4 separate regions of the Mus musculus genome follow, and all the other regions are linked to region 1. Evidence: chromatin loops called from intact Hi-C (ENCODE). Cell type or tissue: heart. All regions are shown on one strand.

The links. A loop is a pair of places that touch in the nucleus more often than their neighbours do. Peaks named below come from ENCODE experiments on the same cell type or tissue, not always from the same donor. Only the 100,000 strongest peaks of a DNase experiment are listed, where the experiment ranks them.
Region 2: a loop joins it to region 1, with 2.4 times the contacts of the local background. A loop is called at or near these places in 5 of 42 quality-filtered maps.
Region 3: it touches region 1 in a loop (3-fold over the local background); 11 of 42 quality-filtered maps call a loop at or near these places.
Region 4: a loop joins it to region 1, with 5 times the contacts of the local background. A loop is called at or near these places in 2 of 42 quality-filtered maps.

Annotation. Positions count from the first base shown.
Region 1 is chr2:33,155,153-33,157,652 of GRCm38, forward strand. It overlaps Ralgps1 (Ral GEF with PH domain and SH3 binding motif 1), which reads right to left. Exons shown (of 20, transcript NM_175211.5): 14 at 136-187. Among named protein-coding and RNA genes, the nearest start is that of Gm13528, 19 kb to the right of the region's middle. In heart, a CTCF peak has its summit at 1,327; a DNase peak (open chromatin) is centred at 1,434; H3K27ac peaks cover 1,593 bases.
Region 2 is chr2:33,233,601-33,236,100 of GRCm38, forward strand. The region is part of intron 8 of Ralgps1 (Ral GEF with PH domain and SH3 binding motif 1); the gene reads right to left. The region is part of intron 2 of Angptl2 (angiopoietin-like 2); the gene reads left to right. Among named protein-coding and RNA genes, the nearest start is that of Angptl2, 19 kb to the left of the region's middle. In heart, a CTCF peak has its summit at 1,418 (motif pointing left); a DNase peak (open chromatin) is centred at 1,455; H3K27ac peaks cover 1,260 bases.
Region 3 is chr2:33,214,925-33,217,424 of GRCm38, forward strand. All of the region lies in intron 8 of Ralgps1 (Ral GEF with PH domain and SH3 binding motif 1), which reads right to left. It overlaps Angptl2 (angiopoietin-like 2), which reads left to right and starts at 1,037. Exons shown (of 5, transcript NM_011923.4): 1 at 1,037-1,529. In heart, no CTCF peak of the experiment used is centred here; DNase peaks (open chromatin) are centred at 597, 1,037 and 2,177; H3K4me3 peaks cover 2,079 bases; H3K27ac peaks cover 2,500 bases.
Region 4 is chr2:33,557,418-33,559,917 of GRCm38, forward strand. No RefSeq gene overlaps it. Among named protein-coding and RNA genes, the nearest start is that of Gm39789, 3.2 kb to the left of the region's middle. In heart, a CTCF peak has its summit at 1,034 (motif pointing left); a DNase peak (open chromatin) is centred at 1,041; H3K27me3 peaks cover 2,095 bases.

The DNA of each region.
Region 1 (2,500 bases):
AAGTGTGAGATTAGTGTTTACTATGTGCACACTGAGGTGTGACCATGTAATTATGCATATGTCATGAATGGTTGGGGAGGGGCCCCTGACTCCAGCTCCCTGGGCCCTGAGAGGCCTTGCTGAGGCCACACTCACCTTTCCAGCCCTGCAGACATTTCTTCACTAAACTCTGAGCTCTCACTACTGCCTGGAAAAGGAACACAGATCAGTGAGCATGGCAGCCTCGAAGAGAGGGGCCTGTTTTCCTGGGCTCCCAGTCACTGGGCCCCGGTCCCCAAGCTCACAGCATTCTGACCCTGTGGGTCACAAAAGGAGTTGAGTTTCTGTTGTTATGTCTGTCTCTTCTCTGGGGAGGTTCAAAGAACATTCAGTCCCACCGCTCTCAAGAGTACCCTCCACTCCCTTCCCACTGCCTACCCTCTGGCTTGGAAGGCCAGGGTCCTCACATCTGTCTGCACTGATGCCTGCCTGTTGCCCCACAGGCTCTCCTGAGGGCAAAGGCAGGGTGAGCACTTCTGGCCCAAGGGACAGGTAGATGGATCTGCCTGCACAAGAGATGCACGGAGGCTGCAAGGGGGTGTCAGTGCAGTGCCCTGCCCACAGTCAGTGCAGTCCCCTGCCCACAGTCAGTGCTGTCCCCTGCCCACAGTCAGTGCTGTCCCCTGCCCACAGTCAGTGCAGTCCCCTGCCCACAGTCAGTGCAGTCCCCTGCTCACAGTCAGTACAGTCCCCTGCCCACAGAGTCAGCACAGTCCCCTGCCCACAGAGTCAGTCAGTGCTGTCCCCTGCTCACAGAGTCAGCGCAGTCCCCTGCCCACAGAGTCAGTCAGTGCTGTCCCCTGCCCACAGAGTCAGTCAGTGCTGTCGCCTGCCCACAGTCAGTGCAGTCCCCTGCCCACAGAGTCAGCGCTGTCCCCTGCCCACAGTCAGTGCAGTCCCCTGCTCACAGTCAGTACAGTCCCCTGCCCACAGAGTCAGTCAGTGCAGTCCCCTGCCCAAGGTCAGTGCTAAGGCCTAAGCTGGGATCCTTTGCCTTCCTAGTCTCTTCCAGGCCCACCTTCTAGAGCTGACCATGGTGTGCTGGGCCTGAGTGGGACAACCTGGCTCACGAGGCCTGGTGTTGTTAAGTGAGCAGCACTCGGCTTCCCTCCTGGCATGTGCATCTGTGGGCCTGGCCTCTGTATTGTCTTAGACTATGTAGGCTCTAAAGCTCAGAGCCCTGCTAGAAAAATCTCTAAGACTAAACAGTGGGAAAGGGTAAAGAGCCTGGCCTGAGTAGAACCCCTATTCCCTGCTGTATGGGTTGGAGGTGGGGGGAGTGCAGCTTAGCACGACATCCACTAGGGCACACACTCTGCCACTTTCTCAGACCTTTCAGCTCAAGCAGAAAATGTCCTGAGTTCCCTGACTTGATGAGCCGGAGCCAAGCAATCTTGTGATCTACCCTGGATGCTGGACAGCACAGCACCTGACTGGCTCTCAGGAACGGCAGCCCAGATTCAGGCACAGCTCAGAGTTTCCTGGATATCAAACAGCTGCTCTGAGCTCAACTGTGCATTCATGGAGTCTCATAAGAACCCAGGTCCCATCCTATACTCTAAGATGAGGTCCATGAGTGGAACCTACGAGGCTGAGGGATCAGTGCCCAAGAACACAGCGAAGGCTCAGAAAGAGGCTTGATTACCTTTCCCTAGCTCAGGAGCTTGAACCACTTCTTCCAAGCCACACCTGAGCCTAAAATGCAATGTCCACACTTCCTATACTTTGGCCTGTGGCCAGACAGGATGAGCTCTTCTGAAGACATAAGGCAGGTATGAGACTTCATCACAACATTGCTAGGAGGCAGCTGCCCTGTGCTAAAGTTGTTCCTGACTCCCACACCAGGGACATTGTGGCATGAGATGCCCGCCTGGTGTTCCTGCTGCCTGCTTCTCCAAGCTCCTGGCCCTCTGCCCCACTGTCTTCACCAGGTCCAACAGCAGCCCACCACCGTTGCTAGGAGGACTCTGCTATGTAAGGCAGACAATCACACAGGGACACTGGAAGGCAAGGGCCATCAAGAGAGTACTGGGCTGGTGACAGCAATCATAGGATAGTGTCACCTGTCACAGATGACCTGAGATCTCTGAATGCAGTTCTGAGCTAGCCTCAGCCACTAATATTAACATTTATCTGCTGGCAACAGCAGCCCTGTGTCTGTAACTCCGTGGAACAGACTCTCTGTCTGCCTCTGTCCAGTAGGGTAATGCCATTCCTGAAGTCTTCATCTTCCCTTCTGGGTACAGCTAAGCATACAGCAGGAAGCAATGGACCACCTACCTACTGCTCCAAGCAAGGCTTTGGAATCCCCCTGGGACATAAATGCCACCAAGGTAGCAGCTGGCCTCAGGGGTTGAGGTGGACTCAAGTCTAGCTTCCTTCTTCAATCTGACTGTCCATTTGGGGACCACCAGAAGGAGAAGGCCAAGCCAGGGCTCTTCCTGCAGCAGAAGACTCTTGT
Region 2 (2,500 bases), 78 kb after region 1:
ATCACTATAGAGAAAAGGTACTGGTCCCAAGGTGGCAGAGCGGGGAGTGATGCTGCAGGTGAGGGGTACTGGCTAGCTCTGACTTTGACTTAGCCTTTGGGGCCATGGAGACTGAGGGGAAGGCCACCTGGTCTCCACCTCTGGACTGTGTGTGTTTTCCCCTGTACTATACTTGCTTTTTCCTAAAATGTTTTCTTAAATGAGTTAAGATTTCCAAAACCCATTACGGCCGACATTTCAAAGAACATTCCTTGTTAGTTTCTTCCTAAACAAAAGCCACTAGAGGCAGGCGGTTCCGGGGCCATCTTCCTTGCAACCCCACCCCCAGAGGTCTGTGGAATTGATCACAAAGGGCCTTTGAGTGTGGCTCATAGCTATCCCTCCACCCCTCAGGCCTCGTTCCAAGGATGACAGTGGCTAAAGGCCCTGGCTATTTGCAGGAGATAAACTATCAACTTTGTGGCTGTTAGAAGTTAGACATCTGGCATCTCAGGGCATGGGAATCCCAATAGTTTGGCATTTGGCAAGCCAGAAGTATTCGAGAAAATCCTGGAGACTGGGCTTCGGTGGCCAACTTGTAGCTACACAGATGGATCAATCACTGTGGTGAATTTACTTGGTTGCCTCTACAGTACAGTCACAGCAGGCTGCCAAATTCCTTTTTGAAAAGAGAAAGCAGAACTAGCTAGCTAGTACTGTCCCGCTGGTATCTAAACCATCACGCTCACTAAGCTTGCCGGCCAAGGCATATGATGAAGGAAATGGCAGACACTTGTTAAGGAGGGCTGAGAGACCTGCTCATGGGTCACAGAGAGGGTTCCTTCCTGACTGCCCATCAACTTCAGTGTCCCAGGGGTGACTGGGTCCAGAGTGCCTTGGCAAAACCTGAATCTCAGAGGAGATGGAGTGCTGACCCCAAGCACATGTGTCACCCGTGCTCTCTTCTTAAGTCATCCTGACCTCTTTAGATACAATATTTTAAGATTTTGTATACACAGAATAAATTGATAGGAAAAATCAAATACTATTTTAAATGACAAAGACAGTAATTAATTTCTTTTCCTTTTATGTTGAGATTGAGTGGCCTATGTGATTTTCTTAGGGGTAGTTTCTAAAAGACCACCAACGGCCAGCACGTGGTACTACTCTGACACTCAGGGCCTCCACTGCACACGGTCTGCTACAGACATTCCCACAGAAATGATTTTGTTTTAAGGTTTGCTTTGGATACAGATGACCATCTGCCATGGAGGCCTCTGCTTTTCAGGTTCTCGAGCTGAGAGAGCTATAACTTACTACGCTCATGTGAAGATGCACAGGTGGCAGGTGGACTGGGGAAGGACTTTTACCTGTCTGCTTACCACAGACTCACTGCCCTGAGAGGTGCCTGCTCCCACAAGAGCCCACTGCCATCTGCTGGGGACAGACCTCACACAACCCTGATGCGTGGTAACAAGACAATGAAGGGAGGAGTCTGGTGCCAGAGTCAGCTGTCAGCACCAGTGCCAGATCTCTGAGCCCAAGCTGCCTTTGAATCTGGGGCTCTGAGGAAAAGGTGAAATGGCCTAGGAGGCAGATGTCTGGTTACCTGGTGACAGGCTCTCTGAGATGTGGAGCAGACGCTCATGCTATACTCCAACAGGAATATATACAAAGGCTTTTGAGAAGCCTAGGCAGGATGAAGACGTCCTGGAGATGGGAAAGGCTTTCTAGAGGTGACAAGGCCCTGCAGGGCTGAAGCCCTGCAAATCTGCTCTCAGCCATGGTCAGCAACTGTCAGGAAACCATAAAGACCAGGCTCAGTGCTAGGCAAATGTCCTGTTGCAGACAGAGAAAAAGGCCAAAATGCCACAAATTACATGCCAAGTGGCTTGCGGTCCAGCTCCAGAGTAAAATGGCAGACCAGAGGCTAAAGAGAGCCTTGTGAGCATGTGAGAGATAAAAAGGTAACAGGGAAAGCCAACAGAGGTTCCTTAAGAAGAGCAATGAAGCTGCTCCCTTCCTCTCAAAGTGTCCATAGACTGGCTGACCACAGGAGCACCAGCCACTTGCTAAGCATTTGTGGACTGAGAGTCCTGGGTCTGATCAGTTCTTCTGTGGTGTCTGCACTTAGCCTTCATCCGATCTGTGCCTACCTCACCCAGGCAGCCCTGGAGGCTACCAACAGCAACACCAGGGAAGGAGGCTCGACTCCAGCCCTGGAGCACAGAGGGCTGCTCAGCTCTACACAGTAAGGTTTCCAGGACCCTGCTAGCCTAAACATTGTTCTCTTTCTCTCTCTTTTTTCCCCTATGGTGTTGGTGGTTGAACCCAGGGCCCAGAGAATGACAAGCAAGAGCTCTGCCTCAGAGCTCCACCCCCAGCCCCACCCCTTTCCTAAGCCATTTAAAACTCCCATTTCTCCTGCCTAGCTGCCTGCTGGAAACCTGAGTGGGCGCATGCTTCCCGGCCTGCAACAACTAACACTGAGCACTTTAGTAGAGCAGTAGTATTTATTTTG
Region 3 (2,500 bases), 60 kb after region 1:
AAAAAATAATTTGTTTCCTGAATAAAAGGTGGCAGTCTCAGGAGAGGGAGCCACAGTGGGTCTGTCTCCTTAGAGATCAGGAAAATATCCCATGTTGACTTGCTGTAAGAGAGGGCCACTAAAGTTTCCTCTTAGTTCGTACCTAAATGTTACCACCACCACTAACACTTTTCAAAGAAGAGACATCACTAATATCAAGCAGTGGGTGAGCCTGTGCATGGGACTTGGGGTCTCCCCCTCTCTACACCCCTGCAGGATGCCAGTGGCCTTCTACTGCCAGCTCAACAGACCTGATGCATCTGAAGGATGTGGCCTAGGCACCAAGGCCCTGTCCTTCTCTACTCGGAGCCACCAGTCTTAGCGCTCACTCCACTCTCTTGACCATTCACAACTGACAGCTCCCAGGGACTCTACCACGTGTTCACCCAAGTCACAGCTGAGAACTAAGGCTGGCAGGGTCACATAGCAGGGGCTTTGGATTTAAGTCCAGCCCACCTGCCCACCTGGCACACCGTCCTTGATCCTGTAACCGGACCTTCCCAGGTGACCTTGGTGAACCTGGCAGTGTTGCTGGAATGTGGCTCACTTATGCTGTAGAGAAGGAAGCTCAGGGAGTGGCAAACAGTCTTCCTCTAGTTTCCCAACCCAGTCATGGTACTTTCACTGTCCTACCCCACTGCCACATTAGCAGTGCCTTCTGCAGGGATGAAGTGGTTTGGAAAGAAGATGCTGAACACTTAGTAAGGCAATCCACAGAAAGAGTGAGCAGGGCTCCCTGGCCTCCCAAGCAGCTGCTTGCACAGCCGCAGCTGCTCAAGTCCGTTACCCGAGTCCAGTGGAAGCGCTTTGCCTACACAGGGCACCCCAGCAACGTCAGCCTTCAGGGAGTGGAGCAGGCTGGTGAGCCAGGAGCAGAGCTGGCCAGCCTTCCTGTGCCAAAGAAGGAGGGGGCCCCGCCCAGGCCGCCAAAGCAGGCAGGAGGGGCTGGGCCAGCTGGGGCTGGAGCTAGTGTGACATCACCAGGCGGCCCGCCCCTGTCTGGAGCTGAGGGGAGGCCCAGAGCTTTTCTGGGGCCTGGGGGATCCTCTTGCACTGGTGGGCGGAGAGAAGTGCCTGCAGCCAACCAGGGTCAGGCTGTGCTCACAGTTTCCTCTGGCGGCACGTAAAGGCTCCACAAAGGACCTGGGAGTTCAACTGAGGCTGCTGCTGTCGGCCTGGGGATGGACCCCAAGCCCTGAGTGGTGTTGTTGGACCCAGGACCTGCAAGAAGCATGCACTAAGGCAGCTGCGGACCACACTGTGAGGGAGAGCAGGTTGGGAGCAGCCCCGGTGACACCAGAGCCAGCCTCATCCCTAGGAGCTTCAGAGAGCATAGACTGCTGCCAGCTGAGGCCAGTGAGGCAGGGCTGCTCGGCGGCCAGTCCAGCCTGAGACTCGGGACCTCTCCTGGAGGCCACGGCCAGGCTGTGCTGCTGATGGCACCGTGAGGCATGTGAAGCGCTGCTCCAGGGCCAAGCAGGAGAGAAGAGGTAAGGGGTCAGCTCTCAACTGCAGCAGCCAGGGGAAGAGGGGCTTGAGACGGGCAACCCTGACTCCTCCAGCTTCCGTGTGCAGCTGGACCCCACAGGGGTCAAACCTTGCTTTTGCTCAGAGCTGAATCAAGCATCTGACCAGGCAGAGGACTGTGAATACTTGGGCAGGGTGGTGTAGAGGCACAAGCACACTGGGCTGGGATGTTGAGGACTTCATCGGTGAGCTCCACTCACCTCTTTCAGACAAAGAGCCTCTGGGGTGAGCCGGTTTGGCTGTCGGACACAGGCTGGTAGCCGGGTATGTGCATGTGTGTAGGTGCGGATTTGAAAGGGCAGCAGGCTGAGAGTCGCAGGGCAGTGTAGGACTGGGCAAGTTGTGTTCAAGCTCCGGACTCCTGCACACCCAGCCAGCTAGAGTTATGCTACAGCAGAAGCAGATGTAATGCGGACCTGAGGCAGTGGGGGCCTCAGTTCAGAAAGTGCCCTGGGCCAGGCAGCACGAGCTGCCAGCGTGCCAGGAGCAGAGGCGTCCTGTGCGGGACAGAACATGTCACCCACAAGTTTCTGTCGGTAGGACTGGGGCAAAGTGCTGCCCTGACTTTCCCTCTGCGCCCAAGGATACAGTAGATGGATCCCAGGTCTCCAGCCAGCAGGATGTGGCTGAGAGACTGTGGAGGACCTGCTTTCTGAACAGCCTAGTGAGGGGACACAGCAGGCGCCACATACAGAGTCAGTCCCTTGAAAGCAAGCGCTTCAGCATGAGATAACATTTCCAAACAGAAATTCTCTGCTGATCCCTCCCCTCTCCCTGTGACATCCGTGTCACGGGTCAGCTATTGCCTCTGCTGTGGGATTAGGAGAGTTCCCAGAGGCCAGTGTTGTTACTCAGAAAAAGATCCCTTTGAGGAAGACTGAGAACACAAGTTCCAAAGCTAGCTCAGTGCTCTCCACATGGGTTCTTCCAAGTA
Region 4 (2,500 bases), 400 kb after region 1:
AGATAATACCCAGAGACTGACTCATGAGCAGAGGAGCCATCACTACTGTGATTGCCATGGTCATAGGTGTTATTGTTCTTCAGAGTTTGGTCAGGCATATTATAAAGCAAAGCAGCCAACCCACATTCTCCACTAACATTGGCTGCATAAGAAGCAGCCTTCCACAGATGCAGGAGCAAGGACCCTGTTCCGTGCAGATGCTCATGGCCGTGACAGCTGAGATGGCAGAAACCTCTTGTAGAAATGCTGTCTTTTGTCTGCTGTACATGCCCACCACCCATGCCCATAACCCGTTTCCTTTTGGCTGTCTTTGGATTTTTGAGCGCGCGCGCGTGTGTGTGTGTGTGTGTGTGTCTCATTATGTAGTTCAGGATGGCTTTGAACTTACTATGCAGTCCAGGCTCGTTTCAGACTCACAGTCTTCCTGCCTCAGCTTTCTGAGTTCTGGGATTACAGGAGTGTGGCATTCAGCTTTGGAGTACACCAGGGCTCCCAGCTGAGGGTGGGGAGAGGTGGCTCAGTTGGTAAAGTTGTGCATAGGTGTGAAGACCTGGGGTTGATCCCGAAACCTACACAAAGTTGGGTGTGGTGGTGTGTGCTGTGAACCCAGCCCTGGAGAGGCAGAGACAGCCCTGGGAGTCTCTCTCCAGCCAGCCTAGCCTAATCAGGCAAGCCCCAGGGCAAAAAGAGACCCAGTCTCAAAAAACAAGATAGTGGCACACACCTTAAATCCCAGCACTCGGGAGGCAGAGGCAGGTGGATCTCTGAGTTGAAGAGCCAGTAATGACTATGTAATGAGACCCAGTCACAAACAAACAAAACAAACAAAAACTCACAACAAAACATTGTGGGGTGGGGTGGGGTGGGGTGGCGTGCACTGAAAAAATGGCACGAATATCATGGGCCTCTACTGCCCAACGCTTATTCTCCCCACTGGCCATCCTCAGGACCCTTAGCAATCCCTTCTGCAAGCATTGAGAGCCCAGCTGGCTAGTCTGTGGACGATGGCCTGCCTGACTCCCGAGTGCCACCTTGTGGCCTGATGTGTGACTGCAGGGTTCATGTAGAAATTCTGGCTGGTCAGTCTTGGGGATTTAGAAGCTAAATAGAGGGAAATAGAGGAAGAAGAGAGTGGGATGGTGTCCACAGAGAGCCATGTGGGTGCTCTGTCACATGGGCACACTGCTCGTGCCAGATCAAGGCATGGATAATACATATTCTTCATCTAGGGAATGGGCACCGGCTTCATTTCTTCTCTGTTCCATTTGCGAGAGTAAACATTTCTTGGTTCTATATAGTAGTTCACAGTTCTATATAGTAGTTCACAGCTGACCTAATTTACTCTGCTGGTTTGGAGACAAGGACATCCAAGTTGTCCTTCCTTTCCTGTCTGACCCTGGCACCACTCAGAGTCTCCATTTTTGACTCTCAGACTCCAAGGTCATTGGGGTTTGCCCCACTGCCATGCCTCTTGTGGCTCCTGCTTCTGATCCTCAACTTGCTCTTCCATCTTCCTAGATATCCTTGTCGGTCTCTGTCTTGTCCATTCCTCTACGACCACTCTGGGATGCTCAGCCCAAGTGTTTTCTCTTCCAGGAGGGTTTCCCTGGAGTCCCAAGCCCTGGGGCGATCCCTCCCCACTTTGAGTCACTTATGTCTTTTGAGTGACTGCTCATGCTTGACCCAGGAGACCTGGGTCACAGAAGAAAGAAGATAGAGATGAAGGAAGGCTCAACCCCTCTCCCTCCAGCTCCAGCCAATTTCACAAGATCTCAAAGCAGTGAGTGGGGTCAAGGTCTGCTTGAGGACGCTGAGAAGCCATCAGCCTGCAGGACCGGGACCTTTGAGGAGAGCACTCCCCCTCCCCGTCTTACTCCCCAGTCCATGTCTTCATCTGGACGGGGTGGGGGTGGGGGTCGGGGGATGCAGGTGACAATGAGGCAGTGGATTAGCTCAGCCCCCACCCCCACATTTTTTAGTGACAGGATTTTAGACATTGCTCTAGGCTACAGGGTTGGCAGCCCACTGTTCTTGAAGAATAGAACATGGACGCCCCTCACCCCTCCCTCCATCGTCCCTCCTCCAGTTCCAGCTTGGAGCCCAGCCACCAAGGCTCTGTTTAGTCCTGCCTCCGGAGCTGTGCAGTTTGGACCATGTGACTTAGGTTTCCCGGAGTCTTGTGAGGCACGCTGAAGGTAGGAGATTCCCTACCTCCAGGTGTCTGGACTGACCTTGGAGGATCTTGTCCTAGGACCAGAAACAGTGGGCCTGGAAGAGCAGCTGAGTTTTCGGTGTGGGGGTGGGGTGGGATTGGCAAGGCTCAAATGTTGTGATTCAAGCTGCTTTCCTGTCTAGATTGTGTCCTCCCGTTTGCTTCATCATACTGAGCTATCACCTCCTCTCCTGGGCCTCGGTGTCCCTTCTGAAGCCCAGGACCCTGCCTTTTAGGTTACATACAAACGAAGAAAAGGCATCTCCGAAGTTGCTTAGCAGCCAGTTA